Regions from separate parts of the Homo sapiens genome. Here region 2 is linked to region 1. Evidence: read pairs that join two places in POLR2A ChIA-PET (ENCODE). Cell type or tissue: PC-3. All regions are shown on one strand. Links, peaks and the distances in the headings refer to the core of each region. The heading gives the core; the rest is flanking DNA. Region 1 overlaps MED13L (mediator complex subunit 13L). Region 2 has its middle 20 kb from the start of MED13L.

Evidence for each region. Peaks named below come from ENCODE experiments on the same cell type or tissue, not always from the same donor. Only the 100,000 strongest peaks of a DNase experiment are listed, where the experiment ranks them.
Region 2: POLR2A ChIA-PET joins it to region 1 with 10 read pairs; 4 of 35 experiments call an interaction of 5 or more read pairs at or near these places.

What each region holds. Positions count from the first base shown.
Region 1 is chr12:116,136,977-116,153,358 of GRCh38, forward strand. All of the region lies in intron 2 of MED13L (mediator complex subunit 13L), which reads right to left. MIR620 (microRNA 620) reads right to left here and starts at 11,678; the gene lies at 11,584-11,678. RefSeq lists an enhancer at 5,438-5,582 and a cis regulatory region at 5,510. In PC-3, for the core only: a CTCF peak has its summit at 4,316 (motif pointing right); a DNase peak (open chromatin) is centred at 6,565; H3K4me3 peaks cover 1,258 bases; H3K27ac peaks cover 2,028 bases.
Region 2 is chr12:116,289,695-116,306,076 of GRCh38, forward strand. No RefSeq gene overlaps it. Among named protein-coding and RNA genes, the nearest start is that of MED13L, 20 kb to the left of the region's middle. In PC-3, for the core only: a CTCF peak has its summit at 9,464; no DNase peak of the experiment used is centred there.

The DNA of each region.
Region 1 (16,382 bases), core at 3,400-11,399:
AAAAATTTAAAAACCAAAAATAAGTTATTTTGAAATAATTCTGTGTTGGAATAGTCTTCTCCTTCCAACTCTGTCTTTACATGGCTAAATCCTTTTCATTCTTCATTCCCTGTATGAACATCTCAGGCCACTGCAGCCCAAATTTTGAGCATCTCTAAACTACCAGATATTGTCTATGCCATTCCTACACCTGCTGCTTGACATTGTTCGCTATTTTGTGCATCCTTCTTGTCACTAAGATGAATGATGATGTAGTGATAATGGAAGTAGTGGTGGTGGTATGATAAAGATGAGGACAACAATGGCAGTAGCTATCAATTACTCAGTGATAATTTGTGTTCCAATAACATAATTCACCTCCATAATACTCTTATGAGGTAGACAAATATAATCTCCACTTTACAGATATAGAAATCAAGTAACAGGAATTATGTAATTTTCTCAAGGCCAAAAAGATAACAAATGAATGAGCTAGAAACAGAAAACTCTGGTCTGCTTTGTAACACCAGTATTAAACAAAGTATGGGCCTTTGGAAACTCACGGGGTTTCAGAATCACAGAGGATGTGAAAGCTGGGTAAAAATTATGAGGTACTCATAATTTTGAAGTACTCATAAATTATGAGGTACTCCAAGTGACATTAAAATCCCAGGGAAACAGGCTTTGGAATCTATTAACAAGCTTTCCAAGTATATTCTTATATTGAAGATTAAGCAGCAGACTGCACCCAGCGTTATTTTGCCTCCATCTAGACTATGGTATTTCTGAGAATACAGACAACTTGTATAAACTTGTCTAAAAAATACGGTGTTGTACCTTGGAAACAGTAAGAGCTCAATAAATGCTTGTTACTTTTATACCTTTATAATGAGGTAATTTTTTTTTTTTTTTTTTTTTGAGATGGAGTTTTGCTCTTGTTGCCCAGGCTGGAGTGCAATGGTGCGATCTCAGCTCACTGCAACCTCCGCCTCCCAGGTTCAAGCAATTCTCCTGCCTCAGCCTCCCGAGTAGCTGGGATTACAGGCGCCTGCCACTACATCCGGCTAATTTTGTATTTTTAGTAGAGACAGGGTTTTACCATGTTGGCCAGGCTGGTCTCGAACTCCTGACCTCAGGCAATCCGCCCGCCTCAGCCTCCCAAAGTGCTGGGATTGCAGGCGTGAGCCACCACGCCCGGCCTGACATAAATTTTTAAAACCCATTATTTCAATTCTATATTTGTTAAAATCTAGAAGGATCTAAATACTCTACAAAATAAATTTTATAAAACATAGCCCTATTGTTTAGGTATTTAAAGCCTAGACTTAGGAGAAAAAAATTTTAATTTCAATAATTTTCAAGGACTTTTTACATATCAGGGTTTGTTGCTGTTACGTACAGGGACTGGAGTACAGGACAGGGAAGGGTGGTAACAACATTGAAGCTGTAAAGAAAGTGAAAGAACTGAAGACCTCTTGGGTGGTCCCTGGAATTCTCTCTCAATGTTCTTTTCTGCAAGGGAAGCAGCGGCCAAGCTGGAATGCTCACAAAGCTACAGCGTCTTTTTATGGGTTCCATCTAGCTCTAGAGTTTTATGATTCAGTAAGGTGGGTGGTAAATTAAGCTGCTGCTGTCTTCCCACAGACTTGTTTGTGGCCATCAGGACAAATCTGGGGAAGCTCAATTAACACATGTCTGACCTTGGTCAAGTCATAATTCCTCAAAAAACATCTGCAATATTGTGACCTAACAGAAAATTCTAAGCAAATGTTAGTCATTGACAGTGAAATGTGTGAACACTTTATTCTGCAGCATTTTTTGTTTCATTGTGTTTAACCAATCATTCTAAGCCAGTAAAGTTCAAAGTGTTTTAAGATAACTAAAATCTCTGACTTGGGATGTTCTCTTTAGTATTTAAGATGAAAGGGAAGAAAAAAGTGATTTCAAATCAAACCTCCCTTAAGTGCCTATTTGACTAGTAACTGCTTAAATTCAGGGTGATTCACACATTTGGTTAATGAAGGACACCATGAAACCTAACATAGTTGAGACATATTCCTGGAATTTCTGAATCCACAATGATTACCACCTTTGTTTTAATAAAAGTGGTCAAGAAGAGACTGGACTGTAGATGAGACACTGAACTTTCACTAGAAAAACATAAATGCACTTATATGCCAAGCCCTCACACTGCTAAGCAAAGACCCCCTGAGTCAAGAACATCACAGAGTATGCGTCTCAAATCTTAACTATGCCAACATTTCACGGTTTGAAAAAAGTAAACTTTATACAGTGTCCTATATGTCACTGTTGCATAAACTAAAAGATAAAACACACAGCAATTCAATGATGATTGATGAAAACTTATAGGTTCGCTAAATTACACTCACCTGGAAACAATGCATTATAATGCAGATTCTTCTTTTTTCAAAGAAGGGTATCACATTCTCTAGAGAAAATACTGCCTTTCAGGGGTCAGTATTATAAATCCGCCAAGTGATCCCAGTTCAAAATTGAAATGTTTTGTCACCTAACATCAAAGCTTTAAAAATGTTTTTACACTTACCTTCATTTAAGAAAAAGGATAAATGACCCTCTTACAGTTACCATAAAATATTATTATAAAAAATATTTTCCCAATCTGATTTTAAACTCAAGGGTAGAGAATATGTCGTTTATCTCTTTTGTCGCACATAGTACCTAGCAAACGGTATTAACAATATGCTTGCTGAGTGTGCTTTAAATATTTGCTGGATAGGCCGCGTGTGGTGGCTCACGTCTGTAATGCCAGTACTCCTGAGGTCAGGAGTTCGAAGCCAGCCTGGCCAACATGGTGAAACCCCATCTCTACTAAAAATACAAAATTTAGCCAGGCATGGCAGCACACACCTATAATCCCAGCTACTCAGGAGGCTGAGGCAAGAGAATCACTTGAACCAGGGAGGCGGAGGTTGCAGTGAGCTGAGATTGTGCCACTGCGCTGCAGCCTGGGCAACAAAACCAAAACTCCATCTCAAAAAAAAAAAAAAAAAAAAAATTGCTGGATAAATAGATGAATGCCAACTAACACAGTTTCCAAAGGCAGACAGGACCTTTAAAACTATTTTAAGAGTATACTTTCTTTTTATAACTCACCTAGGAACAAAATTGTCACAAAGAAAAATCTGCATAAAGTGAACAAAAACATACTCCCCCCCTTTCCCAGCATGCTCTATTCTCATTATCCTGCTTTATTTTCTTCCAGAGCATTTACTACCATGTAACATACTTAATATTTATGCGTGATTATTGTCTACCTCCTCATCCCATTCCCAATTAGAGTGTAAGTTTAATGAAGGTAAAGATTTGCCTGTTTGTTTCAAGGTTATATCCTCAGTTCACAAAATGTGTGTCCTGGGATACATTAAACATTCAATGACTATTGAATCTATCTTCAGGATTCATTACCAGTGTTACTGTTTGTTCTAGCAGTATTTTTAGAGCTCTAGTTACACAGTGACAAATGAGGATGTTTTACAGATATGTACATATATGTGTACCCACACACATATATAGATACAAACAAAAATTATTTCATCTCTCATGAAATGTTGCTATCTCTAAGGTTTTTAAACAGAGCAGCTACCGGGAAAGGAACATGTTAGAGGAAGCAAATCATCACATCCAAGTCTAACTACAAAAAGGACCCAGAAAAGTACGTAATTACAAAAACTGGTTTGAAAACAAAACTTTCAACAACAATCAGTCATCCCTAAAGTTAAATCTCTCTGGAGCAGAAACTGATTCAGCATCGACTTACAAATTATCGCATTACTAACATCAGGTCTTGCAACAACTGAATTTATCTTAGGGAGGCTTCTAACTAAAGTCCATCCTACTCTGTAGGAAAAGTGGCTGAAATGATAGTCATCACATTTAATCTAATTAATTTCTAAATACTCATCTGCTTTGTTAGACTATAAATTCCTTGTCCAAAGGGGCAGCTATGTCTGTTGTGCTGTTTGTTTCCTTCAACTGGTAATTATTTCATTATTTGTTTAAATGTGTGGATTTTTTAAAATCTGTCTCTAATCGTGAGAGCAAAGAGACACACAGGGCTAAGCACAACAAATAAATATGTGTTGAACTGAATTCAACACAGAGATCAAGATGCCAATAAAATTAACCTTCAAACCACAACCTTATGACAAGGCAATTCAGTTATCATATTAAATATCCATACTAGGTACCTAATATGAAGGCAATTAAATAAGCCACAATTAATCTGTTAACATTCTGTATTCAAACCAATATTAAAGCTATGCATAACTAGTTATTGTAATTATATAAATGAAGGGCTATAAACATTAGGTGGCAGCAGCAGTACACTGTATTATAATCCTGAAGTTGATTTTTTTCATATATAGAAATCTGACCCAGAAATAGGGTTACACAGATAGCTTCATATATAAAATATACAAAACGAACTGAAAACACAGTAACAAAATATGCAAATACAATTATTCCTTTGTATCCAGATTTTTAAAATTATTATTTCTATAAATAAAATAATTGAGCAGTGCCAAAGTGTTGGCAGTTTTCTATAAATGTATTGAAATTTTTGCTTTATCCTAACTCTCTTGACAGTCTACATCCAGGTAGCCAGCTCTACCTTCAGAATGATATCTAGAACGTGAGCACTTCTCACCACCCTCACCACAGGGACTCTGGTGGAAGCCGTCCCCATCATCAACCTGGATCATGACAATAGCCTCCCGTGGGACCTCTGCTTCTGTGCTGGCTCTCCCCAACCCAGTGTCTTCTCCATGTGGTAGCTAGAGGAATCCCTTAAAATGGTTAAGTTAGCTCACTCATGAGCTAACTGGGTCTGCTCAGAACCCTTCAATGGCTTCTCAACTCTGAGAAAGGTTCCACTCTGGTCTTTAGCATCCTTCATAAATTGTCCCCCACACCCTACCCCAGCTTCACGCCCACTGCTCTTCCCCTTGCCCACACCACTTGAGCCATACTGGTCCTTCATCAGACCAATTATACTCTACCCGATGACCTTTGTATTTACTGTTCTCTCTCCCTGAAATGCTCTTCTGACAGATATCCATCCCCACACCTCTTTTAGGTCTCACCTCATATGCCACCCAATCAGACTTTCTCTGACTACCCTACTTAAAATAGCAACCATCCTCCTTCACTGCTTCATTTTTCTCCATGTCACTAATCAGCATCTGGTATATTTTATGTGTTTACTTCTTTACTATCTTCTCTACCAGAGCTAAAAATCCACAGGAACCAAGATTTTAGTCTGTTTTCTTCACTACTTTATTCTCAAAGCTTCAAACAGTGCCTGGTAAATAGTAGCACTCAAATACTTGTGAACAACTAATTTCTCTTATCAAGTAAGCATATAGCAATAGTCCTATAGCTGTTCCCTATCCAAGACAAAAGACATTAAAAGCCAGACTCAGTGGCTCACACCTGTAATCCTAGCATTCTGGGAGGCCGAAGCAGGTGGCTCACCTGAGGGCAGGAGTTCGAGACCAGCCTGGCCAACATAGTGAAACCCCATCTCTACTAAAAATACAAAAATTAGCCAGGCATAGTGGTGCACACCTGTAATCCCAGCTACTCAGGAGGCTGAGGCAGGAGAATCGCTTGAACCGGGGTGGCAGAGGTTGCAGCAGGCCGATATTGCGCCACAGCACTCCAGCCTGGACGACAAGAGTGAGGCCCAGTCTCCAAAAAATAAAAGTAAAAAAAAAAGTTCACTTTATTTACTACTAAGTTCAAGTATGCACAATTGATGTATGTGTGCATAAAAATAAAGTGACACTTTTACATTACACACAATTTAAAAGCAATGTTAAGTCAAATTTATTAAATTGACCATTATAATATGATGGAATTATACGTTTAAAATTTAAAACTATTCTTACAGTGTAGTTAATTATTAGAACTCCAAGCAACCAAGCTCTTGCTTATATTCAAATCAAACAGGTGAACTCAAAACTGACTTTTGTTTTATCTTATCTACTGACAAGTTTCGTGGGCTCAGGGTCTGCTGGCTTCAGAAAGAATTACAGGTTTGCTCTCGGCCAAATGACTCTATAATCGATGTTGACTGCTTAATTCTGAACTACATCAGTAGCTAACCACTGATGATGAAATGCCCAGATTTGGTTTATTTTCTTTACTGTTTACATACTGTAGAATAAACATTTGGGCAAGAAATACAGATACTAAAGGACCTCAAGAAATTTTCAAAATATAGTACACCTGCCAGGCACAGTGGCTCAGGCCTGTAATCCCAGCACTCAGGGAGGCCGAGGCAGGGCAGGGGTGAATCATTTGAGCCCAGGGGACACAGCAACACCTTGTCTCAAAAAAAAAAAAAAAAGAGGGAAAGTGAGAAAAAGAAAGAATGAATGAATGATTACCAGAGCCACAGAAATTTAGCATGCTCCTGCTTCTTGAAAGTCTACTTAGATCCCAATTCATAATGGGTGTGTCCTGAAGTTTCAATTGTAAGTCAACGATTTGGAATCCAGAAAGTTGTTGTGCTACAGGAACAACATTAAGTACATTAGCTAGGTTCCCGGCTTGTCCACAGCAGCTGATATCACATTAATTTATACTTCCTCTCAGAGCTGACTCATTTCCGTTATTCTCTGGGACTCCCTTCTAAAATGTTTCCATCAAATTTTTCATTAAATGACTTTTGTGGCCTAACCGATATAAACAATGATCCTACTTGCTACATGTCACTATGAAAACAAACTGCAGCGCAAAGCAAGAAAGGAAGAATAATTGAGATTACTTATATCTCTAGAGAAGGATGGACCTCACTAGGTTGTTCATATTCATAGACAGGATATTAAAGTTACAGATCCTAAACCATGAAAAATGAATATACAAAAACTATTTCCAAGAAGAAAATCACAGCAACTTGTACCTTAAAGGTTATGGATTGGCTAAAAGAGACCACACACTGGTTCACCTCCTTTAAATCCCCAATTATTTCACCAATACTACAGAACTTAATAGAAGCCAGGTGATTACCCAGAGCCACAGAACAGGCACACAGGCAGTTTCTCTTTGCTTGGCCTTTCCTTTGCCCCTGTGTTCCATACACAGCACACAAGAAAGGATTCTGACTGAGCTGAGAAATTCCTGCTATTTCACTGCCCCAACAGCTTAACTCACAGCCCTGAAATACTCACACCATTAACTCATGTGATTCCATTTAAAAGAATGTTTCACAAAAACCTTTCCTCATTACTAAATGAAACTCAGCCATCACCGATAAAGTCCACATCCTAATTTTGGATGAGAAGTAAGGGTGGTGCCCAACTACTCCTCAAATTTCCCCCATCTCTTGTCCTTCACTGTCCCAAAGGGCCCAGCTCCCAACAGTTCGACCCTGATAGTGAACTGAGATCCCATTTCTGAAATTCTGGGTGATTCCAAAACTGAGTTTGGTCTGAGAATCTTTGTCCCAAATCTATTTCCTCACAAAAAAATTCCCTAAAGAAAAAGCTTACCCCAAAACATAAAATCTTGGCTCAAAGCATGCTCAATATAAGTTCTGCATGTTTGTGGTTAATCAATGTGGCTAATACAACTAATAGCTGACCTACTGTAGTTTTTACTATGAATTCAGAGTACATTTTCTGAAACTCCAACTACTTTATGCAAACATTTTTAAAGATTAACTGAGATAACACGTAAAGGTGCTTAAAATAGTGTCTCTGGCAGAGAATATGTTCCATAAAAGTGAGTGGGTTTTGTTTTCCCAAAAGGTAAGTCATCTGGGCACTGAATCTGATATGCAATTAGCAACATGAAATAACCTCTCTCTGGCTGCTGTACATTACCGTATCTAAGGAATTTAACTTATCTGCTATCTAATAATCAAAATTTATGCTACAACACCGCTTCAAGTTGCACTTCACTGCATCACTTGTACTGTTTCTGTCCCATGGTTGCTCCACTTAATTCATCCCATACCACTTATAAGGTAATTACGTGTATCTGTGCATCTCACAAAATACGCACATACTCTGTTGTCAGTACACTGACTTCACATTATGATCCTATTTTCTTCATATGGCCATTTAAATAAAACTGGCTTATCCAACATCACCTTCTTCAGAACAACAAATTAATATCTGCCTCATACCAAACAGGGTAGCGAAACTTCCACCTACCATCTATTGTTTGATAAGGCAATGCCAATGTCAACCAAACCAATAATAATCCTAAATGGCAGATGGAAATCCTTAACAAGGAATCCTGATACTCAATCTCTATGCACATCACTACATATCCTTAAGAAAAGGACTCCATGGTGTGCATACAAAGATTTCCTCATCACAGGCTGAAAAGCAACCTAGAACAGGTATTCTGGAACCGAGCCCAGGGGAGGCGGATGCTTGGCCTAGCTCATCTAAAAAGTACCTTCCAGTACTAAAATTCTAGGCTTTCCTGCTTCTATACAGTTGTTAAAATAAATGGCATACAGTTCCTCAGCAGTTGCTTCAAGCGCTTTTTTTTCTTTTCTCTTTGAGACAAGGTCTCACTCTGTCATTCAGGCTGGAGTGCAGTGGTGCGATCATAGCTCACTACAGCCTCAAACTCCTGGGTGCAAGTGATCCTCCCACCTCAGCCTCCAAGGAGCTAGGACTACAGGCACATGCACCACACTCAACTCTATTTATTTATTTATTTATTTATTTATTTATTTATTTATTTATTTTAAATTTTTGTAGAGTCTTGCTAAGTAGCCTTGGCTGGTCTTGAACTCCTGGCCTCAAGCAATTCTCCTGCCTTGGTCTCCCCAAGCGCTGGAACTAAATCTAGGTGACAGCCACTGTGCCTGGCCTCAAGCACATTTTTAGTCTAAGCCTCATGAAGTTTAAAAAAAAATCCCCACACATAGAGGCATGCTTTAATCGTATGTTCCAGGTTCTCTGCAATAAATAAACCAAATAAACCAAATTCTTTTCTATTTGTGACCCCAAAAAGTTTTTAAAATTCACTAGCAAACAGACTTTAAATCAAGCTTGTTGAACCCACAGCCCGCGGGCCGCATGAGGCCCAGAACGGCTTTGACTGCAGCCCAACACAAATTTGTAAACTTTCTTAAAACATTATGAGCTATTTTGAGATTTTTTTGTTTTTGTTGGTTTTTTTGAGATGGAGTCTCGCTCTGTCACCAGGCTGGAATGCAGTGGCGCAATCTCGGTTCACTGCAACCTCCACCTCCTGGGTTCAAGCGATTCTCCTGCCTCAGCCTCCCAAGTAGCTGGGACTACAGGTGTGTGCCACCATGCCCAGCTAATTTTTATGTTTTAGTAGAGATGGGCTTTCACCATGTTGGCCAAGATGGTCTCGATCTCCTGACCTTGTGATCTGCCAGCCTCAGCCTCCCAAAGTGCTGGGATTACAGGCGTGAGCCACCGCACCCAGCTGAGTTTGTTTTTTGTTTTTTCCTTTTTTTTTTTTAAAGCTCATCAGTTATCCTTAGTGTTCGTGTATGTTATATGTGGCCCAAGACAATTCTTCTTTCAGCATGGCCTAGGGAAACCGAAAGATTGGACACCCTGCTTTAAATCTTGATTAAATTCCCTAAATAGCCAACCATGGTGACTCACGCTTGTAATCCCAGCACTTTGGGAGACGAAGGCAGGGGGGACTGCTTGAGGCCAGGAATTCGAGACCAGCCTGGCCAACGTGAGGAAACCCCCATCTCTACTAAAAAACACAAAACTTAGTTGAGCATGGTGGTCCACACCTATAATCCCAGCTTCTTGGGAGGCTGAGGCACAAAAATTGCTTGAACCCAGGAGGCGAAAGTTGCAGTGAGCCAAGATCGCACCACTGCACTCCAGCCTGGGCAACAGAGCAAGGCTCTGTCTCAAAAATAATAATTAAAAAAAAAAGTAAAAAACCAAAAATCTCTAAATAGCCTCAACTCATCATGAAGAGTTTAAGTATACACAAAAAACTACCAAATATTTATCTAGTAAAACAAAAACAACTACTCAAATATTTATGGTGGCCCTACTATGCCTAAGAAGGTACTACTGAGATATAGGAATAATAAATATAGTCCAGGGCCCATTGCCTCAGAGAAGATAACACATATCCATTTAACCAATATTCAACAAACATTTATTATGCAAACTGTGCTTATAAGAGTGGCTAATCCAGTGTACACTGCAGTCAAACTATGAAAAGATAGTCAAGCTTCTTAGCTTTTCCTATTACAAATGACAGGGATACCATGTCCTAAAACTCTGATATCATTTATCATTTCAAATAGTAAAAAAATAAATATTAACACCTGACTTTACTTGTATAATTTGGCAACATTATACTGCATCTAAGAATTTCATATTCTTCATGGTATGGCTATAAATTTCAGTTTAAAACTTACAGAAATAACCAGACAGTTTTATAGTATCAGACTCTTCACATCATAATTTTTATCAGCTGCAACAAAAAGTAAAACAAAACTGTTTTACTGTTACTGTTATCCTTGCCAAATATAACCTCTGTAAAAAGTATGGTGAAATATGTTCATACATATAAACATGACTGCAGGCGACAGAGCAGTCTTTAACTTATAAGCAACCTAAAGGTCATCTTGTATTAACGACTCTGCTAAAGACATCTTGACAGCACGATATGCTAAAGATTTCTTTCCAGGCTTTCAAAGAACCTATCTGTAATATACCAAACTGTAATTTTTCTACCTTACAAGAAGAACGGTTGGGTATTTACACTTTTTACAACATTCATCCTTATATTGTTCAAATATACAGTGAACATGTGCTAATTTCATAATTCTAAAAAAAGCTAATTTAAAAAACTACCCATAATATTATTGAGTAACATGTAATTATCATATATACTGTTAAAAGATGAGGTTTTTTTAACAAAAAAATTAGCCGGGCTTGGTGGCGTGCACCTGTAATCCCAGCTACTTGGGAGGCTTAGGCAGGAGAATCACTTCTCCTGGCCCGGGAGGCAGGAGGTTGCAGTGAGCCAAAATCATGCCACTGCACTCCAGCTTGGGCTACAGAGCAAGACCCCATCTCAAAAAAAAAAAAAAAAAAAAAAAGAGGGGGGCGGGAGTGGAGGGGGGCGGGGGTTCAAGCAGCTAGGACTGATTTGGTATTAAAGTCATTCATTTCCATTCATTCATGTATATAAACATACACATATATACAGACATTTATTTAGTTCTGAAGATTAATAAAATTCAAGTATTTCCTGAATTTCTCACTTAGTGTGCAAATAACTCAACCGTCTCCCCTACAATTATATTTTGCTTTTAAAAAAAGCCAATATTAAATACATTTTTGTGGAACTACACAAAGCCATATATTAAAATTATTTATAATTGTTGATGGTGAACCTTATAAATGGGATTATACTTCTCTCCTACAAAATGAGGAGTGCTACTGCAAGTGGCTCAAAAAGGAAAAAGAGAAAAATTAAGTTTGAAAAACTTTCATGTCAATGACAAAAGTGTTTTATATAGTAACCAGCTAAAGATAAAATCACTGAAAAAGTGATGTCAAGTTGACAATCCATACTAAAAACTTCTTTGCTTGTTTTATTTCTATATCTATCTCCATATATATGGAGATATCTATATATATATATATATATATACGGAGCTAGATATAGATATATATAGATATAAGTAGTTTATCTTGATTTTCTTATTTTGGGAAAGAGGAGCATAAAAGAAAGGAGAAATTATTGGAATTTAGGTTACCTCCTAAGAAAGGAGGCTTTGCTTTAAGAAGATGGGGAATGTAATACTCTATTCGTCTAACCAATCAATAACCACACTTTGAAATCTTTCACTTGTCTTCAACTAGCCATGTAGATCTGTTCCTCAGTATTGCCTTCGATCCACTCTTACCACTTTCTGTCACCTTACTAAAGCATGGCTCTGATCATGTTTTTAAACTCACTAAAAATAGTCTAATGATCTTATAACTGTACTATTTTTGTCCCACCTATTTGTTCAGTTTTCTCTGTATACTTCCTTCTATTTCCTACCCACTAACAACTCATTGTTTGAGATACTTTGATCACATCCGGTATTCATACCTTTGCTCATGCACCGTACCATGTGCCCAGAATAGGCTACCCTGCTCCCATCTCTGCTTATTACTATGTCATGTTTTCCATAAGACTTTCCTCATATCCCTCCAAGTAGACTAACTTCCCTCTTTCCTGACTTAAGGCATTCTTGATTATGTTTATATTCTAGAACTTCTCATATTTTGTCATGTATTATAGTTAGCTATATACAGTTAAGTCTTAGACCCCACTAGATTAATTAAAGGCTGATCAGAAGGAATTGTCTAGAGCTCAGCTGTCATGACCTATTGTTAAATATATTCCCCCAACAACCCTAGAAAGGAATTCTGCATGGTTTAGATAATATGTTTGATTGATTAACCTCATCTTCCATCTGTGAAACATGCTTCCCGCATTTTTCTTTTTTAATTCTCATTTGACAAAGAAGGCTGGCTCTAAAAAGAACAGCTCAGGCTATGCCCAAAAAGTCAAATGATTACTAACAAGCAAGTTACTTAAAAAACAGTATCCGGTATTTGTGAAAGAAGAGTTTTACATTTCACCTAAATGCCAAATCTCCCAATAATATTAAATCAGACCTTAAAGGGTGGGTAACATTTAGAATAAGTAAACAGGGAGATTAAGGAAAGACGCTGATACAGATGACCTAAGCAGAAGAAACAACATGAATAAAAACACAGAAAATAAGAGTTAGGCATTGAGAATGGTTTGGCTAGAGATGAGTAAGTGGACATTAAGTTCCTTTCATATGCCCCTATAGTGCCTGCAGCTTAGCTGGCAATAAAAAATGTTTAATAAATGAATGATAAAATAACATATTTTTAAAGGGCTGAGGAAGAAATGGAAGACAGAAAAAGAAAGGTGTGATATTTCTTTCACTTTGCCCTCTGATAGTTACATTTTTTTAATGTATCCATTTTTAATGAATGAATAAATTCATTTCTCTGGAAGTGGATCAAATACAAAATTAGACCCAAGTATACACATTTAATAAATGCACACATGGACAGATTTAGTTGTCAAAAGAATGGCTCTAAATGCAAGAATCTCTGTAAAGACCTAATTGGAATCAGAGCTGACGCTGAGATCGCTGTGATACCAGCATGGCCCTAAGCCAAATCTCTTTTCTGGCTGACCATGCAGGCTGTGTCACTGGACATTAACTTCACACAACATGTAACAAACCACCAAGTGTCTAGTTCTCTTGTGTCCGCCTAAGGCCAGAGCCTACCTTCCCTTACAGCAGTGCCAGCTTATCAACGTACTCAAATTTTATTACAACAAAGTCTTGGAAAGCAAATCCAAGAAGGCAAAAAATAAGTCATTTCTACTCTTCTTGTTACATCTAGATCTTGTCATAATTTAGTAAACTAAACTTCTATAATCAATGAGGTGGGAAAGACTCAGTGCTCCAGGCTGGCATTCTAAACCTCCTACAACCGGGTCTGAGCTTCCATTCTGCTCTCGTGTTCCACTACTCCTCCACTGCACCTCTGCCACTCAACTTCGCTAAGTGTTCCTATACAAGCTCCTCTGACACTTAGGATAACCTATGTTTCTCTGACCTCCCACAGAACTGAGGCACACCATTCTCACATCTGGCATTTCCTCATTCTTATTATTATCTGTTTGTACAGCTCTAAGCCAGAAAATAGTGAAAACTTATTTTTATTTATGGACAACCTAGAATTACGGAAAGATACAAGCTTTGAAAGTAGTTTAGTCTAGATTTGAAACCCACATATGGTACTTCAGGGGTGTGTGGCCTTAGGTAGGTCGTTTAATTTTCTCAATCTAAGTTTCTTCTTTTGTAAATGCAACCTATAATATATCGCTACCAGATGTTCTGAGAACTAGAGCTATGGTACGTAAAGCACCTAGCACTACACTAGGCCCACAGTAGGGACTCGTGTGGATGCCCCTACTACTGTTCAACTTTGTCTCTGACTCCAACCTACTCCCCAGAGGTCTATCACAACATCTTATTGTTAAAAAATGGGAAAACTTCAGAGGACCAGAAGATTAAGAGGGGGGAAATGAGAAAACTACAGAGAATAAACTAGTCCCATAAATTTCATCTTAACTAGGCTTTTAGCAAGCAAAATCTCTTGGGGGTGGGGAGGGGAGATATTTAGTTATGAATTTCTGTTATTGAAAATAAATGTGTATAAGAGGTCTTCATAAGGACGTCAATTTTCATATATAATTGGTTGAGATCAAAGACATCTTAAGTTACTATAGAAATGTCAGAACTGTTAAATGCTTTAAGTGAAAATGTTTCTTCACATCCTACCTTCAAATTGCCTCCTCAATGAAAAAGAAAATTATTTTAAAAGGTATCACGAAGAAACTCCATTAGCAAGGTGTTAGGACAGAGATTTAACAATAAACGCATACAATAAAACTCCTTTGTTACAGTGATTTTAGAATAAAGCACAGTACAAACTATATTACATTTGGCCTTTAGAAAAATGCAGATGGGAAGGATCCTACACAGTGGTTGAAACTGAGCAATAAGAAGTCACATTACAATGGACCTAAAGGCAGGAATAAATCTACAGCAAGTTTTGGAAAATCAAAATTAGCCATAATGTGCAAAAATAAAATGATGCCATCTGTCTATAGCGGCTATGGGAACCATACAGACTAATGAGTGCCTTATTTTTAACCTTCCTAAGGGTGAAAGTCACCAAGTGAAAGAACAAAGACAGAGGGGCAAAAGGTAAAGTAGGTCTTTTAGAAATACATTTCCTAAATCTAAGGACATTCAGAGACATCGACACTCAACTTCTACTCCCTATCCTTTCTCACCTTTATATTTCTGTATGTTTTCTCTGGTTTGTCCAAGATTCTCAAATACAAATTTCTGAATGCCAAATCCTACTTATCTGGACCCCTCAAATACAACCTCTTCCTTTTCCACTATACATTCAATGAAAAGTGTTCCCTCTCCCTTCATAATCTCCTAAGCATTTTCACTGATCCTGTCTTTTAGTATTTGCAGGCTCTATCCTACATGGAAATATATTTGTTTCATACAGGTTCTCTCTCCCCTGCTGGATTATAAACTCCTTGTGGATAGGATCTCCGTATAAAGCCCCCAAAAGGCTGTGAAAAAGTAAATACTCAGTAAATGCCTGCCAAATCAAAGAGGAATAAAAAGTAGTTTTTGTAAAGTCTGAAATTATTTTCAGCATAATTTTATTATACCATAATTATATTACTGTTTCCATTTCTAAATAAACTTTAACAGCAGCCAATGGTTCATATCCTGCTAACAAGAGGTAATAAGATATTGTTTGTGGTTTTTTGCTTTGCTTGGACATACGTGATTAAAGCGTCAAGTTTTGTCTGCAGCTAAAGTTTCTTCAACTTCAAGAATGTGTCTACCATGCAAAGAATGCAAGCCACAGTCTGGTACATTTCATATCATCCTTGGGGGATTTCCTACTCCCTTGCGGCTTGCCACCTTCCCTGCACTGTCAGAAGACCAGAGGGGCATAGAGGTAAAGATTTGGAATCACAGGACTCAGTCTTTACAAAAACCCAATGGCGTGGGGGGGAAAGCAACCAAGGAGAGAAGGACTGTTCAACATTGGAAAACAAATTTAGGAGAAATAATTAAATGAAATGTGAGTATTGCAGTATGATTAATAAGAAAATGCCCTTATTTTTTAAAAATGCATGCTAAAATACGATAGGTTATGGTTTATGAGACTTGCTTTAAAACTTTCAAGAAAAAGTAGACAAAGTAAATATTATAAAATATTAACTAGTATTAAATACAGGTGAAATGTAAACAGGAGTTCAGTATAATATTCTATCTAGATTTTCATATATCTGACATTTTTCATAATAGAAGTTAAAAAGAGCAGGAAAAAAAAAAAATTCCGAGTCTGTGAGATCTGGAGTCCAGTCCCAGGTAGAACACGCCCAGGTAGGACATTTAAGAGCAGAGATAAGTTACTAAACCTCTCCGAGCCTTGTTCTGCATCCAATGACAGTAATGTGAGGCTCAGAATTCTCCAATAATTAAATTAGTGTGTAACATAATTAGGGCAATGACATCACATGTAACTATACAATAAATGTTAGCTATTATTACTATCCACATTAGTGCTGGAAGGTGGAATGACCTGGTTAAAGAGTCTCTGTCACTATACACAGAACTTACTGAGGGGAGGGGAGTGTTTAACTGGAAGAAAAGATTGCTCACCTTTCTCAGTCTATTTGCCAAGAGCTTATGGTGGCAGCTAAAAGCCAAAATGTGGAACAAAAGAAGGAAG
Region 2 (16,382 bases), core at 2,865-10,864, 150 kb after region 1:
GGGTGCCTGTAATCCCAGCTACTCGGGAGGCTGAGCAGAAGAATCACTTAAACCCAGGAGGTGGAAGTTGCAGTGAGCCAAGATCACGCCACTGCACTCCAGCCTGGGCAACAGAGTGAGACTCAGTCTCAAAAATAAAAAATAAGCTGGATGCAGTTGGCTCACTCCTGTAATCCTAGCACTTTGAGAGGCCGAGGCAAACAGATCACGAGGTCAGGAGATTGAGACTATCCTGGCTAACACGGTAAAACCCCGTCTCTACTAAAAACACAAAAAAATTAGCCAGGCGTGGTGGTGGGCGCCTGTAGTCCCAGCTACTCGGGAGGCTGAGGCAGGAGAATCCCTTGAACCCAGGAGGCGGAGTTTGCAGTGAGCCAAGATCACACCACTGCACTCCAGCCTGGGTGGCAGAGCAAGACTCTGTCTCAAAAATAAATAAATAAATAAATAAATAAATAATTTTTTAAAAATGGAGAGACGATTAAAGTCACCTAACATATCATACATTTATCTTTATATATTTTTGCCTGTCTTCCGCTCCCTCTATTAGAATGTAAACCCCTTGAGGGCAGGGTCTTGAGGGGTTTTTCCCCTGTTTGTTTACTGCCATATCCACAATGCCTATAACGTTGCTGGCATTTAACAAATATTTGCTGAATGAAGGAATACACAATAATCCAGTACTATACAGTAAGCCCCCACCAGTGCTTGGCATAAAGTAAGTGTCAATAAATGCTAAGCTGTTATCATCAGAGGCGTTAAACCACCTTGGGCCACAGGCAGCTCTTCTCCTTGGCAGGAGGACGAGGGCCTTGTCAACTCCAAGCCTCACTCTACCTCTGTCCAGAAAAACTCACTTCCGTGGGAGCAGGAGCGCCAGTACCTCCCACCAGCAGCTGAGAGGGGACAGTAGCACTTTGCCGCTTGGCCTGGGGTGAGGTCGGGGGTCACCAGACCACAGAGGAGGGAGTTTTGTAGGTTTCCTGAGGAGCTGCAGGGGTCAAACTGCATCTTCAGCACCTGAAGCAGACAACTGCTTCCCGAGCCAGAATTAGGATCAAATCATAGTCTAAGTATCTCCAGTAAGTTCTGTGCCCCCACCACAGCAACCTGGCTAGCACTGGGAATTAAATTTTGTATAATAATCTGATTTTCTCTCTAATTTTGAAAGTAACACATGCTCCATAAAATATTCAAACATCAAAGAAATATGTAATTTAGAAAATGAAACACCCCTTTTCCCAACCCAGATAGCTACTATTAACAATTTGGCATGCAGGATATTCATCTAAATTTTTTTCTAAACATATTCTAACGTGTGTTACTACTATTATTACTTACAAAAATGGAATCATCCTTTATATTCCTTTTGCACCTTGTTGTTTTTCCTTAAGTTTATTGAGATGTAATTTACATGTAGTAAAACCCGCCATTTTTAGTGTAGTTCTCTGAGTTTTGACAACATATCTGTAGTCATATAAGCATTACCATAATCAAGGTTTAGAACAGTTCCATTAACACCTTCCCCACCCCAAATTCCCTCCTGCTTCTTTGTAGTCAATCACTTTCCTCATCCTTAGCTCCTGGCAATGATTACTCTATTTTCTGTCCAATTTTTCTTTCCCATAATGTCATATAAACAAAATCATAAGGCACAGAGCCATTTGTATCTGGTTTCTTTCACATAATACATGTGAGGCCCATCCACGTTGTTGCATGGATCAATGGTTCATTCCTTTTTACTGCTGTATAATATTTCATTGCATGGACGTATCACAGTTTGTTTATCCATTGACCAGTTGAAGGACATTAGGGTTGTTTCTAGTTTTGGTACGATTTCAGATAAAGCTACTATGAGCATCCACATACAAGTTTTAATGTTAGTTTAGTTTTACTGTTTAAATGCTAAGTGTCATTATTATTACTTTACTTTTTTTTTTTTTTTTTTTTTTGAGATGGAGTCTCACTCTGTCACCCAGGCTGGAGTCAGTGGGGCGATTTCGGCTCACTACAACCTCCACCTCCTGGGTTCAAGTGATTCTCCTGCCTCAGCCTCCTGAGTAGCTGGGACTACAGGTGCACACCACCACGCCTGGCTAATTTTCGTATTTTTAGTAGAGACGGGGTTTCACCATATTGGCCAGGCTGGTCTCGAATTCCTGACCTCGTGATCTGCCCACTTCAGCCTCCCAAAGTGCTGGAATTATAGGCGTGAGCCACCGTGCCCAGCCCTTACTTTACATTTTAAATACCTTTTTGTCATTTCTCTTGGCTAAATACCCAGAAGTGAGATTGCTGGGTCATAGAGTAAGTATATATATTTATAAGAAACTACTAAACTGTTTTCCAAAGTGTTTTTTCCCTGCCTCTTGCTTTTTATTTCCTAACCTAAGAAATATATATTGCCTGATAATATGTATTTATTTGCTTGTGAAATCTTTCCCACTAGAATGTAAGGACATGGTCTCCTTTGTTCACCATTGCATCTTTTTTACCTAGGACAATGCCGTGCACATAGTATATGCTCAAGAAATGTGTGTTGGGGGCCCGGCATGGTGGCTCATTCCTGGAATCCCAGCACTTTGGGAGGCCGAGACAGGCGTATAGCCTGAGGTCAGCCTGGTTAACAGGGCGAAACCTGGGCTTTACTAAAAAAAAAAAAAAAAAAAAAAAAAAAAAAAAAAAAAAATACAAAAATTAGCCAGGCATGGTGGCATGTACCTGTAATCCCAGCTACTTGGGAGGCTGAGGGACAAGAATTGCTTGAACCCAGGAGGTGGAGGTTACAGTGAACCAAGATTGCGCCACTGCACTCCGGGCTGGGTGACAGAGCAAGACTCTGTCTCAAAAAAAAAAAAAAAAGCAAAACAAATAAAAGAAAATAAATGTGTGTTGGATGAATGAGCCCCATGGACCTTCTTCCACGTGAGGGCAAGTAGATACATATCATTAACCCGCAAGACAACATCATGGATTCCACTACTGGGTGTGTCTCACCTGACTCCACCATTCCCTTATTAGTGGGTCCTTGGTGCTCCTCTGTTTTTCACTACTACAAACAAGGCTACATCCATGAGCTTGCATAGTTATTTGCAAACTTGCATGAGTTTTTCATTAAAACAAACTTCCAGAAGTAGAATTGTGGGTCAAAAGACATGAAAGATTGCAATTTTGGTAGGTTTTTGCAAAAGGTGATACTGATTTATACTTCCACCAAGAGTGGGGGAGGTTACCTGCTTCAGAAGGGTCCTTGCTTCACTGCAGCCCTGCCTGCACTGAGTATTACTGATGGAGATGAATATCAAATCCATGTTGCTGAGGGGCTCAGAATCAGCAAGACCAGCGCCTCCCTAATTATTGGATTTGTTACAGGCGTCCAGTCTCCTGGTCTCCTGAGAGAATTGTGGAAACTGACATAGGATTGACAACTTCTTGTTTTGCTAAGAAAGAATCAAAAATCAAAATAAAACCAAAGCTACTATCTACAAAACACAGTACCTTCTCTCATCTTATAAATAAAAGGACATTTTACTGCATTGAAAAATTGGAAAGGCAAACTCTGAGAATAAAAGAAATCAAATTGTAATACATTTGAACTTTGGTTTATTAGTATTATGTTATTACTATTTCACTGTGAACTTGGGGAAAGAATGCAGCAAGGGGCTTGTGGATGGGTTTGGATGGAAGCCTAGTTACTACCAGTAGGCCTGCGTAGGTGACCCTGTGAGGGATCTAAATGAGAACAAAAGGTAGTTGGAAAAAAAATGAAACTGAACAGGGGAAAGAAATGAAAGTGTTACAATTAGCTAATTGGGCCCAGTTCTTCTGGATATAGCTTTATCTCCCCCACTGTGCGCAGAGCTCTTCTCCACATCAAAGACCACTCGCACGCCTGGAGAATTGGAACCGATGTTTATGGAGTGCTTTGAAGATGTAAAGTACTGTTTAAATGCTAAGTATCATTATTATTACTTTACATTTTAAATACCTTTTTTTTTTGGTGGGGATTTTTAATACGTTTGCAATTTGATTTAATGTGCGAGCAAGCCTGTCTGCTACATCATACTTCAATTCTGGCTTAGGTGAGGCAAGGAACCCAATGTACCTTTGGAATACAGAACCAAGCTCACCACCTTGTCCTTGTAAATTGTGTTTTCCAGGAAGATGAACACTGTCAATCAGATGCTGTCAGTTTATGTAAGAACATGTCTCAAGATCTAATTGAAATACAGTATCTTTCCAGGCAGAGTTGATAGAGTTATCACATTACAGATTTTATTTGACTCTGCATCTCAATTCATTCCTTTGTATAGTTTCCAGATTTCTTCATAAAACAGAAATTAGACACAGTCTTGACATTAGAATTTCACGAAGAAGCAATCAAATCCAAATTACTTCCAAGAAAGAAAGGACTATAAAAGTAACTAAACAAAATGAAAGAAAAAGACATTCTGGAGGGCCCTAGTTCATGAATTAATTTTGTTATTTGGTTCTTGGGACAAATCCAACTTAATTTAAGAGGTTGCCAGACATAAAACACAAGGAAAAACTTTTGCCTCTGTGGCCAGCAGGAGCTTGGAGAGAAACACGGTAAAGTTTGAAAGTTTTGTTTACTTTTCATCTTTGGTTTTGCATAGAACTCAGACAATAAACTGGTCACTATCCCTTCTTCAGCTTATAAAGACTTGACTGGTCAGTATCCCTTTCATGTGTTCACTGTGTGTTAATAGATTTTTTTTCCAGCATTGGTGGGGGATTTTTTAAATTAAAGAATCATCAAACTTAAATGAATTCCTGGACATAAAACTTGGATCCAAAATGGAACATAGTCATTGGACCTTTTCAATTTCCTATGGTAACCAAAGACCAAACTGTGTTTTAAAAACTGTTGTAGTAATGAGATTCACAAGAGGTATCGAGTTACTAAGTGGCTTTTAGCCTCTTTTGAAACTAAAGTAAAGGAAAATCTCATTAATTTGAACTGTGCTAATAATGGCATTTGTTATAATTCAACCTGGCCTGAGCTGCAGTTTACCTTTAGTCTACCTGTGAAGAAAAGTTTACCAGAGTAACTGTGTCAAGAAGATTGTACAGGGCGCATTCCATGTCTTCAAAAGAGTAAATTGCCGTAAGGCTTTTAGCACCTCACTCTTACCCAAATAAATTCCTGCCAAATCCAGATGAGTTTTAAATGTTGATTAGAGCAGAAGAAAAGTACTACTACTTGGAAACCCTTTCTTTGTCAGGGTCTCCTCTGTACTCAAAAGGAATAAAGGTTCATTTTGTTTAAGGATTCTAAACAGTCTCTTTAATACAGAAAGACCTCTTAACCTGCCCTTCACACCAGTTGTTATGAACGCATGAGGCTTCATTGAAGCAGTAGCAAAGATCTGTAATTACAAGCACTAACAAGGGAATGAACTCAAAGGAATGTTTTTTCCCACTTGTATGTGTCAGGCCATGAGCTTAGCACTTTCTGATTTCTTTACATTGTGCCTGGTGCCTGGTTACCAACAGATTCTTAGCAGAGAATCATATTTACTATTAATCTGTATCTTTTTCCAGCTATACCAGAATATTAACATCCATTGGCCTCATTGGCATCAATGGCCAGGTAAAAGATTGTCAAAGGAAAAGGAGGGACCTATGTATAAAGAAATAGATAATAGATGATAGACAGATGGATGGAAGAGTAGATAGATAGTAGGCGAAGAGAGATGGATGGATGATGGAGGTCAGATGAATGGATGAATAAATGATGGAAAATGGATGGATGGGTAGATGGATGGAGGATGGAAGATGGATGATGGAGGGATGGAGGATGAAGGATGAGTGGATGGAGGATGAAGGATGGGTGGGTGGATGGATAATGGATGGATGGATGGATAGATGATGGATGGATGGATGGATGGATGGATGAAAGGATGGATGAATGGATGAATGGGTAGATGAATGATGGATGGATGAATGGATGGATGAATGGGCAGACAGAACTATTCAAAGCAAAGAAACTTTAAACATACTATCCAGGTGTCAGTGAGTAATTTTTCTTTCCATTTCTTCAGTTTTCCATTGAATCAAGGACAGTGGCAGGGCACATTGGATATCTATGAAACAAGAATGGCACAGCCCTTCTGGCTATCGCAGTGGACTCTGTATCTGGAGCTCATCAGATGAGGTCCAAAGTCTGTAAGAAACCAACAGGAGGAGCTGAAGCAGGCTAGATCCCAGTCTGTTAGGGAAGCTGGAGAAAGGGTCAGTGTGGCGGCTGCATGCACCAAGTAAACACAGAGGTTCTGCTAACTTGAAGGATTGGTTTGATACTGTGATGCTTGAGTTTTGTTTTCCTTCCCACAGTATTACTTAATGGATGTAATTTAATGGGTGCCAAAAGTCTCCAAATCTCTCTTCCCTACTAGAAGGAAATGCCTTAAATTCTCACCATTCCATTCACATTTTTTTAATTCAAAAAGCTTTTTGCTTTATTAGATTATAAAAATAACATTAACAAGTAAATAAATAAGATAAAATGAGAGAGCAAAAGGAAAAGAAACGCAAGCTCTCCATTAAATATTCAAACAATATGGAAGAATATTAATGAGCAAGTGAAAATGACCTACAATTCCATCATTCCATGATATGCACTACTAACATGTTGAAAAATATCTAATGAAGCAATAAAAGCAGCATATTTAAAGATCTACCATGCTCCAGGCACTGGATTACAGGGGACAATGTTTGTCCTTTGGGACTTCATAAGCTTCTGAAGGAAACAAATGAGGTATTATAAGTGTGATGAGTGTTTTGCAACTTGTTTTCTGCACTCAACAACGTGTCATAGGCATCTTCGTGTGTGTGTGTGTGTGTATGTGTATGCATATATCAGGGATGAAAATATCACTAAGTATTTATCAACTTTTCACCTATTCTTTCTTCTAAAGAAGATTCTGCCTTTGCCTCCCTAATCCCTAGACCTTTTGTTGGACCCATCAGGGACTGGAGAAGCTAAGAGTGAGTACATTGACTTGCAATTTGCACAAGGAAGGACCTGAAGCCACCTGGGGTAGAACAGAGTAGATCAAAAAGGGAGTAAGGCCAGGCATAATGGCTCATGCCTGTAATCCCAACTCTTTGGGAGGCTGAGGCAGAAGGATCACTTGAGCCCAGGAGTTTGAGCTTGCAGTGAGCTATGATGGTGTCACTGCACTCCAGCCTGGGCAACAGAGCAAGACCGTCATCATTACAAAAATTAAAAAAAAAAAAATTAGGCATGGTGGCACCTGATTGTGGTCCTAGCCTCTCAGGAGGCTGAGGTGTGAGCCCAGGAGTTCCAGGTTGCAGCGAGGTATGATGGCACCACTGTACTCCAGGCTGGGCCATACAACAAGACCCTGTCTCTTACAATTAAAAAAAAAAGTGGGGAGGAGTGGATGAATGAAGAAGGAAAGAGTGCCTGAAGAAAAGAATATAATAGCCCACACTGAAATTGGGAGGAAATGAGGAGAAGCATTTAAGGAAGTAGCTGTTACAATGAGGGAGACTTGAGGATCGTACGGATTGCTCAAAGAGGCTTCAGTTCAGATATCAATTATTTTCCAATGCTGGTGATTCTTTGGTATGTGATTCTTTGGTTGAGACTGGCCACAGTTTGGCTCATTGTAGTCTGATAGCACATAAAACTACCTCATTCTTTTTGATGGCTGTATAGTGTTCCATTGTGTGAGTGTAAACAAACTTTATTTACTCCTTTCCCTTTAGGCTGAGATGTAGGTCATTAGATCTATTTTTGCTATTAAATATAGACACTGTGATGGACATCTTTCCAAATAGGCTTACTTCTAAAAAGTGAAAGATAGGTAGGTGAATGAAGACAGGGAAATAGGAAAGAAAGGAGAAGAAAGAAAGAAAAAAGAAACAGCAAGAGAAAAAGAAAGAAAGGAAAGAAAGAAAGAAAAAGAAAGAAAGAAAGAAAGAAAGAAAGAGGAAGGAAGGAGGGAAGGAAGGAAGAAAAAACTGTGGTTTATCTATACAACACAATACTACTCATTCACAAAAAAGAATGAAATATTGATACACAAAACATGGATGAATCTAAAATTAATTACACGAATGAAAGAAACTTCTGTATGTTTCCATTTCTATAAAATTCTAGAAAGAAAACAGACCAGTAGTTGCCTGGGTACTGGGATGTGGGACAGGAGAGAGGGATGACAAAGGGGCATGAGGCCATTTTTGGGAATGATCCTATATTAATGATCTTGATTGTGGGATAGTTTCACAGGGGTACACATAAGTTAAAATTATTAAACTGTACACTTTAAACATGTGCAGACTATTGCATGTCTGTTATACCTTAATAAAACTAATAAAGTAGATGATGATAGGCAGACAGATGGGAGTGGCCTTTTAAGGTGAACAAGAGAAGAAAGGGGACCCAGCCGAGTGATTTAGGAACAGTTGGCTTGGGGCCTGGGGAGAAAGGCAGAGAGTATACTGTGGATTTCTGTGGGACACCACAGTGCAGAGGGGTGTTTTTAGAGGGCAGCCCTGATAAGATAGCTTCTAGGATTGAGGAGATGGGCAAGGCTAAGACCCAAGTCCCACCTCATACTAATTTCCCAGCTGCAGCATAGATCTGTTTTTGACCCCTCTGCAATACAGAACTTGAAGTGGTTAAAAGGCTGGGGCAGCCCTAGGTTCGTGTACTAGCTCTGATCCTTTTTGTTTGTTTTTTGAGACAGGATGTCACTCTGTCACCCAGGAGGGAGTGTAGTGGCATGATCATGGCTTACTGCAGCCTCAACCTCCTGGACTCAAGCGATCCTCCCACCCCAGCCTCCTGAGTAGCTGGGACCACAGGCATGTGCCATCATGCCCAGCTAATTTTTTATTTTTATTTTTCATAGAGATGGGGTCTCACTATGTTACCCAGGCTGGTCTCAAACTCCTGGGTTCAAGTGATCCTCCCACTTCAGCCTCCCAAACTGTTGGGATTATAGGTGTGAGCCACCGTGCCTGGCCTGACTCTGCTCCTTTTTAACTTTGTGGACTTGGCAGGTGAAGCCCCCTTTCTGAGCCTCAGTTTTCTCATCTGTAAAATGGGGATAGTAAGTAGTACCTACAATAAAGTGTTTGCGAGACATTGTGAAATAAAGGCACAGAGTGCTTAGCAAACTGTGTGACACATAGTGGGCACTGAATAATAGTTTATTTTATTTTTTTATACAGTATTTAAGAGATTAAGAGCTGGGACTCTGGAGTCAGGCCAACCCAAATTCAAATCCCAGATAATCGACTTTGAGCAGGTGACTTAAATTCTCTGAGTTTCATCTCCTCATCTATAACCTGGAGACGATACACATGCATTGGTTAAAAGCCTGGAAGGAAACAGAGGGCACACTCAAACTGAGTAATTTGAGGAGAGTTTAACATAGAGATTATTTGCACAGGTGTGGGCAGAATTTAGGACTATCAACAGGGTAGAGTGTGATACCTGGGTTGGCAAAGGGAGGTGCTGTTACTACCCCTGGGCTTGCAAGGACTAGAAGGGTCAATTGCCAAACCTGAAAAGGCGGAGCTGTATGGAGAAGGTCACCCAACAGGAAATGTGGCATTTGGAAGAGGCACAGCCAGTCCATGGCAACATAGAAAGGAGAAGTGTGGGGGACAAGTGTCCCAAACTCATTGTCTTCCTTCCTCCGATCTCCTGCCAGTGCCTCTTCTCTCCTTAGACAAACCCAACTAGGGGCCAGAGGGCCAGGGAGCCAACGGGAACAGCTCAGCCCCAAAGGTTCAGAGTAGGAGGACAAAAGGATGAGTGAACCTAGAGGGGCGAAAAGATTAAATTCAATAGGTAAAGGTCCAATCTCATGGGATTAATAGCAACTCCTGAGTAATCAATGAGATCAGGTTAATAAAGCATCTAGCACATAGTAAGGCTCCCCTAAGTGGCAGCAGCCCATGGTTACCCTGGAACCAACCCTAGCTAGATTCTCAGGGTTGCTGCCTGGCCAGCCTTGACCCAACCCACAGTGCTGGGAATGGAACAGAGCTGATCTTCTCCTACTTTCTGTGTTTACTTAGAGAAAACTTGGCTGCTTAGAGCCAGAAGAGGTTGACTGTGGTTTTCTGCAACAGCTGGGGGTGAGGGGAGGCAGAGAGAGGGGAGCTGGAACATATTAGGACTCCTGAAAGCCAAGAGACCCCAGAGCCCGGGAATCTGAGAAGAGTCCACACGCAGAACAGCATTTGCTTGCTGTCACTTTGCCAAGAGATTGTGGATTTCAGGGCTGAGTGGCAAGTCCTGGGACCTCATCCCCAGGAGGCAGGGCCACGGGGCTGCACCCAGGGCCGGCTATGTGGAATGTGCTGCTCTTGGAAGCGACTGAGGCTCTCGCTTTTTAAAATTGGCCTGTAAATCTCCGTATAGTTTTCAGGGTTTAGGAATTTTATTTTATCTGGATTAAAGTCATGTTCTGCTTTGGCATCGGAAGGCGTTTATGACTGTTAAAACAAGAAATGAAAAATATAGGCTTGGAATCAGAGAGGCTGCCTCCTGCCAGACTTTTAGGGGTTTGTCTTGGGGGCCAGGCTGAAGGTTTTCTGCCCCTTCTCTGACTGCTCTGGTGTTTCTTGATAAAGTTGGGGCTGCCTGAATCTGAGCAGCAAACGCAATAGCCTGGGAGGGTCTGTTAGGAAGGAAACCTTTTTCTTTGCTTAGGTGAGCTCTACCAGTCTCTGTTTTCCCCCTCTAGGGAAATGTACACTCTCTGGAGCATTGTTTAAAGGGTTTTCTCACATTGCCGGCACCTGGCTGCACTTGGTCTAGGAGGCAGATGGCTTAGGACTTTTGATTCATCAGGGCTTGGGATGACTTTACATTCCCCCAAATTGCCATTTTGGGCAGGATTTACATAACTGAGATTCCAGCTTTCTTTGGCCTAGTTTTGCCATTTTCTCTATTCCGTTTTGCTTTTAAAGCACACATGCATTGTGTGTGCACACACATGCATACACACACACACACACACACACACACACGCATTTCTTTCCTAATGGTACAAGTTATACATGCTTCATGGAGAACACTTGGAAAGCAAAGGAAAGCACCAAGCGGGGGTCGGGGTGGGGAAGGAGCTGGAAAGCAAAAAAATCACAAGAGAAAATCACTAGACATTTTGACAAAGATTGTTCTAACATGTTTCCTCCTATCCAGCTATCATCTACCTATCCTCTATTTTTATTTTATTATTATTATTATTATTTTGAGACAGAGTCTCGCTCTGTTGGCCAGGCTGGAGTGCAATGGCTAGATCCTGGCTCACTGCAACCTCTGCCTCCCAGTTTCAAGCAATTCTCCTGCCTCAGCCTCCCGAGGAGCTGGGACTACAGGCATGTCCCAACACACCTAGCTAATTTTTGTATTTTTGACAGAGATGAGGTTTCACCATGTCGACCAGGCTGGTCTCAAACTCATGACCTCAAGTGATCTGCCCGCCTCTACCTCCCAAAGTGCTGGGATTACAGGCATGAGCCACCGTGCCTAGCCTGCTTATCCTTTTTAAAAAAGTATGACAGATGACATGCAATTTTGTTGCCTGAATTTATACCTTTCCATTTTTACAGATAATATGTTGTATTTTGTGATAATAATATCAACTACTACTTATTACATACCGAAATTCAGTGCTTAATTCAGAGCCTTTGTAGTCAGAGGGATCTGGGTTCAAATCTCAGTAGGATTCATTTCTCATTGCGTCTTTGGGCAAATGACCTAACTTTGAGGAGCCTGGGTTTCTTATTCTATAAAATGGTGATAAAAATGTTGTTTGCCTCAGAGGGAGGATTGCTGTGAGGATCAAATAAAATTCTGCCAAATAAAGAAAAGCCCGGGAAATGCTTAGGTCCATAGTAAGTGTTCAATAAATTACTGTTCATATTCTTACCACGTGTGCTGTATGTAGGACATTTGTCTGTGTTTTTCTTTTTCGTGATGGTGCTATGTGCAGCATTCTCTCTAAACCAGAACTTTGGGCCCCACAGTATTTGATTCACGGTAAGCAGCTAGATGATTTTAAACTTCTGTCTTCCCCCAAGAACACTCGACAAAATTGGCAGTCTGTAATATGCAAAAATCCACCCAGAAATGGAAGACAGGGACATTTGCACAAGCTGGGTTGTGTCTACAGAATTAGAAGACACAGTTGGACTAATTTTAGTGCCTAAAAATTGGAAACATTGGAATCATGCTCTATGGGAAATGCAAGTTCTTGAAAGTGGCAAAAGGAAACACCAGGAATGGTTGAATTTGGGACCATTCCCTCAAGGTTTGGGCACAATCTTCATCTGTGGGTAGACTCTATTTGGCTGGAAGCTAAAAGGTTAGGCGGGGGAAAGGGTTAAGCATCTTTCAGGTCCTCAGGTTAGGAATGAGGGAGAGATCTCATTCACATTGCCTCTTCATTGTCTTGATTTTCTCGGCTATCTACTTTCCTTTGTCTTGCCATAGATAATTTTGATCCTGTGACCAGGCTCTTTAGTGTTTTGTCCTTTGGGATTTCTGAGAGGAGCGGGCCCCTGTGATTGACCTCACGTGGGCAGACTGCACACAACTCACTTTGTATCTGAGGAGCAGAGTGGGGGCCTAGCTCCCTTTCGTGCAGCCAATCAAGCTGGCGCTGAGAATTTATGAGAGGAAGGCGAACCACTTTGAAGAAAGGCGCCCTTGTCTGCTGCTCCGCCATTGCTCCGTGGTGTGCGTGGGGAGGTGGAGAGGGGTGGGCACGGGGAGAGGGGCTGGCGCCCTGGGGATGGATAAGGGAAGAAAAGAATCCGCGAAACCAGGGTCAAAAGTCTTTCTGTGAACAGGAAAGAAAACTGAGCAGCCTGCCTTCCTCCTTGCAGGTGTGTGCTCACAATGGGGGAGCCACAGACCCTTCCCAAAGGTCAGGGAGGAAGGAGCGCATCACAGCGGCTGCCTGTATTCACCCCCCAATCCACCCACTCCTTGGAGACTGAAGAACTAGAGAGAGCCAGGAAGGCAAGATCACTTCTAGAAGCAATCCTGGCCGCCAGTAATCTAGATGCAATAGTAACTCCGCCGAGTCAGAGAGGCATAGCTTCAAATTCTGGGCTTCTCCCTGGGGAGGGCAATTGCTTCATTTCTCTGAGCGTCAGTTTCCTCATCTGTGAAAAGGGGTGGTTAACAACGGAACCTCCTTCCTCCTTTATCAGGCCGTCGGGAGAAATTTGTAGAAAGCAGTCAGCACAGTGCCTGGTATACAGTAAGTGCTGAACAAGTAGAAGCTACTATTCATAGCAATCATATTTGGTTTCAAAAGAGATATTCTGCTTTCATTAAAGCCAAAAATAAAGGCCATTCATTCAGTCGTTTTTTTCATTCATTTGTTCAGGCAATCAATAAACATTTAACAGGGCCTACTATGTATTGGTGACTTTAATGAATTTGATATTAATAGTAGCTAACGCTTGCTAGGGGTTAGGCTCTGTTTTGTTTTTATTTTTCGAGACAAGAGTCTCACTGTGTCACCCAGGCTGGAGTGTACTGATGCAATCATAGCTCACTGCAGTCTCAACCTGTCTGGCTCAAGCAATCCTCCCACCTCAGCCTCATAAGTAGCTGGACTACAGGCACTCACCACCATGCTTGGCTAATCTTCTCTGACTTTTTGTAGAAATGAGGTCTTACTATATTGCCCAGGCTGGTCTCAAACTCCTGAGCTCAAACAATCCTCCGAAAGTGCTGGGATTACAGGCATGAGCCGCCACACCCGGCCCCTGTTAGGCTCTGTTTTAAACCCTCCATATGTCTTAATTTATATAAGCGTCACGACCACATGGTGAGGTAGGTACAAAGAAGTTGATCATGGCCATGTCACACAGCTAGTAAGATTAGGAGCTGGCATTTAAACCCAGGTGTGCCTACTGCCCAGATCTACGTGGTAAGCACCTTGCTAGTCCAAAACTAATAAATAAAACATGATTCCTGCTGCCTGGGGCACCACAGTCCACTAGAACTTTCTGCTATCATAGAAATATTCCATATCTGCACTGTCCAATATGGTACCCACTGTTGGTAGCTACTGAGGACTTGAAATGAAGCTAATGTGATAGAGAAACTGAATTTTAAATTTCATTTCATTTGTACTAATTTCAACATAGGTTTAAATAGCCACACATGGCTACTGCCAGCATACTGAACAGCCTAGCTCTAGGAACTCAGAGTCTAGTGGAGGAAATTCACCTTCACTGAGGTGGTGACGTTATGCTATGTGGCCCTGTTCAAGCCCCAAGAACATAGGAGGACACAGCTGTGGTGTGGAGAGTGGCCTGGGATCACAGGAGGCTTCCCAGAGACAGTCATCTCTGATCTGAGTCTGCAGGAAGGAGGGGTTGGTAGGAGAGGAAGGGAGGTATTTTTAAATATGTCCAAATATGTTGGATTTCACAACAGGGTCTGTGCTCAGCCAGGACTTTGGTGGAGATTGAAACTTGTAATCAAGAGCCAGAGTCCTCTTTGAGCTACAAGATAACCAGCACTTACCCCTGAAGGATGAAACCGTATTGGATTCAGGAATTTGTCTACTGTTCTTTTTGGCTGCAGGTTTTGCTTGTTTTTGGCTTTTAACCATCACCTCTCTGAGGACATAAAAACACCTGAAAAGCAAATTTGAAAAATTCACTGGTTAGTTTGAATGCTTTGTCAATATCATGTGAAGCAAAATGTCTAAGATCCCCAAACCAGCTCTAGGCAGACAAAAGAGTAGTAATAATCATAAGGATAATGAGGATAATAATGAAAAATAGTTACCACTTATTAAGACACTTTGTGCCAGACCCAAATTTAAGTTAAGTGCTTTTGCGTATTGATCGTCTTGCATACTCCTACAATCTATTCTCTGCACAGCAGCTAGAGTGGCCTTTTTAAGACATAAACCCTAAATCAGATCATGCTAGTCTGCTGCCGAAACCCCTTAAGTGGCTTCACATTGTACTTAGAATAAAATCCAAGTTCCTTGCCCAGGCCTGCAAGGCCTGACCCCAGCCTACAAATGTTCCCATTCTCCACCTACTTACCAAGCTCCAGGCACGTAAGACCCCTCTCTGGTGTAAAGCCCCAAGCTTTTGTCTGCCCCAGGGCCTTTGCACTTGCTGTTCCTCCAATTGGCAACTCAGCTCCCCACCCTAACCCTCTACTAGAATGAAATATGTCGAAGATCAGGGATCTTGTCTCTTAGGTCACTGTTGCATCTCCAGCCCCCTAGGTCAATTTGTCATACGATTGAAAGAATTTGAATCCTCTGTTATGAGGCATTGAAATCAATGCAAATTAAATAAAATTTACAATTCAGTATGAGGTATTATGAGGCATTATTATCCTCATGTAACAGATGAAGACAGTGAAGGTCAGAGTGGTTAATTTGCTCAAAGCCACATAGCTTGTGAGCTTCCCACTATATACCTGGAGGACTCCAACTATTTGCTACTTGTCAGCTATGCTGAGGCTGCACAGCCACCTTGAGAGATGGAAGATCCTTTAGGATGTGGTTTTCCTTCCCTCACTCTGCAAACAGCCCTGCTATGCCTCACTTAGTCCTTCATTGCCAGAATCTCTCTATATAATAAGAAACCTTAGCCTGCAAAACTACTCAATTCCCTTCTGGCTTTTACCGTATGTTTTTCTTTGATTATAAAATAAGTATTATAGAAAGAATGGAAAGTAGAGAAAGAAGATAAAGAAGCTGGTGGAAAAACCACTCGTGACCTCACTACCCAGAAGCAATTCTGTTAGCATTTTGGTTTCTTTTTTTTTTTTTTTTTTTTTTTAAGACGGAGTCTCGCTCAGTCACCCAGGCTGGAGTGCAGTGGTGCCCTCTTGGCTTACTGCAACCTCCACCTCCTGGGTTCAAGCGATTCTCTTGCCTCAGCCTCCTGAGTAGCTGGGATTACAGGCGCATGCCACCACGCCCAGCTAATTTTTGTATTTTTAGTAGAGACAAGGTTTTGCCATGTTGGCCAGGCTGGCCTCAAATTCTTGACCTCAGGTGATCTACCTACCTCAGCCTCCCAGAGTGCTGGGATTACAGGTGTGAGCCACTGCACCCAGCTTCCTTTTTTTTTTTTTTTTTTTAGAGGTGGTTTCTCACTATGTTGCCCAGGCTAGCCTCAAACTCCTGGCCGCAGGGGCTCCTCCTGTCTTGGCCTGCGAAAGTGCTGGGATTACAGGTGTGAGCCACTGCACCTGGCTAAACACAGTTTTGTTTTGTTTTGTTTTGAGATGGAGGCTTGCTCTGTTGCCCAGGCTGGAGTGCACTGGTAGGATCTCGGTTCACTGCAAACTTTGCCTCCTGGGTTCAAGTGAT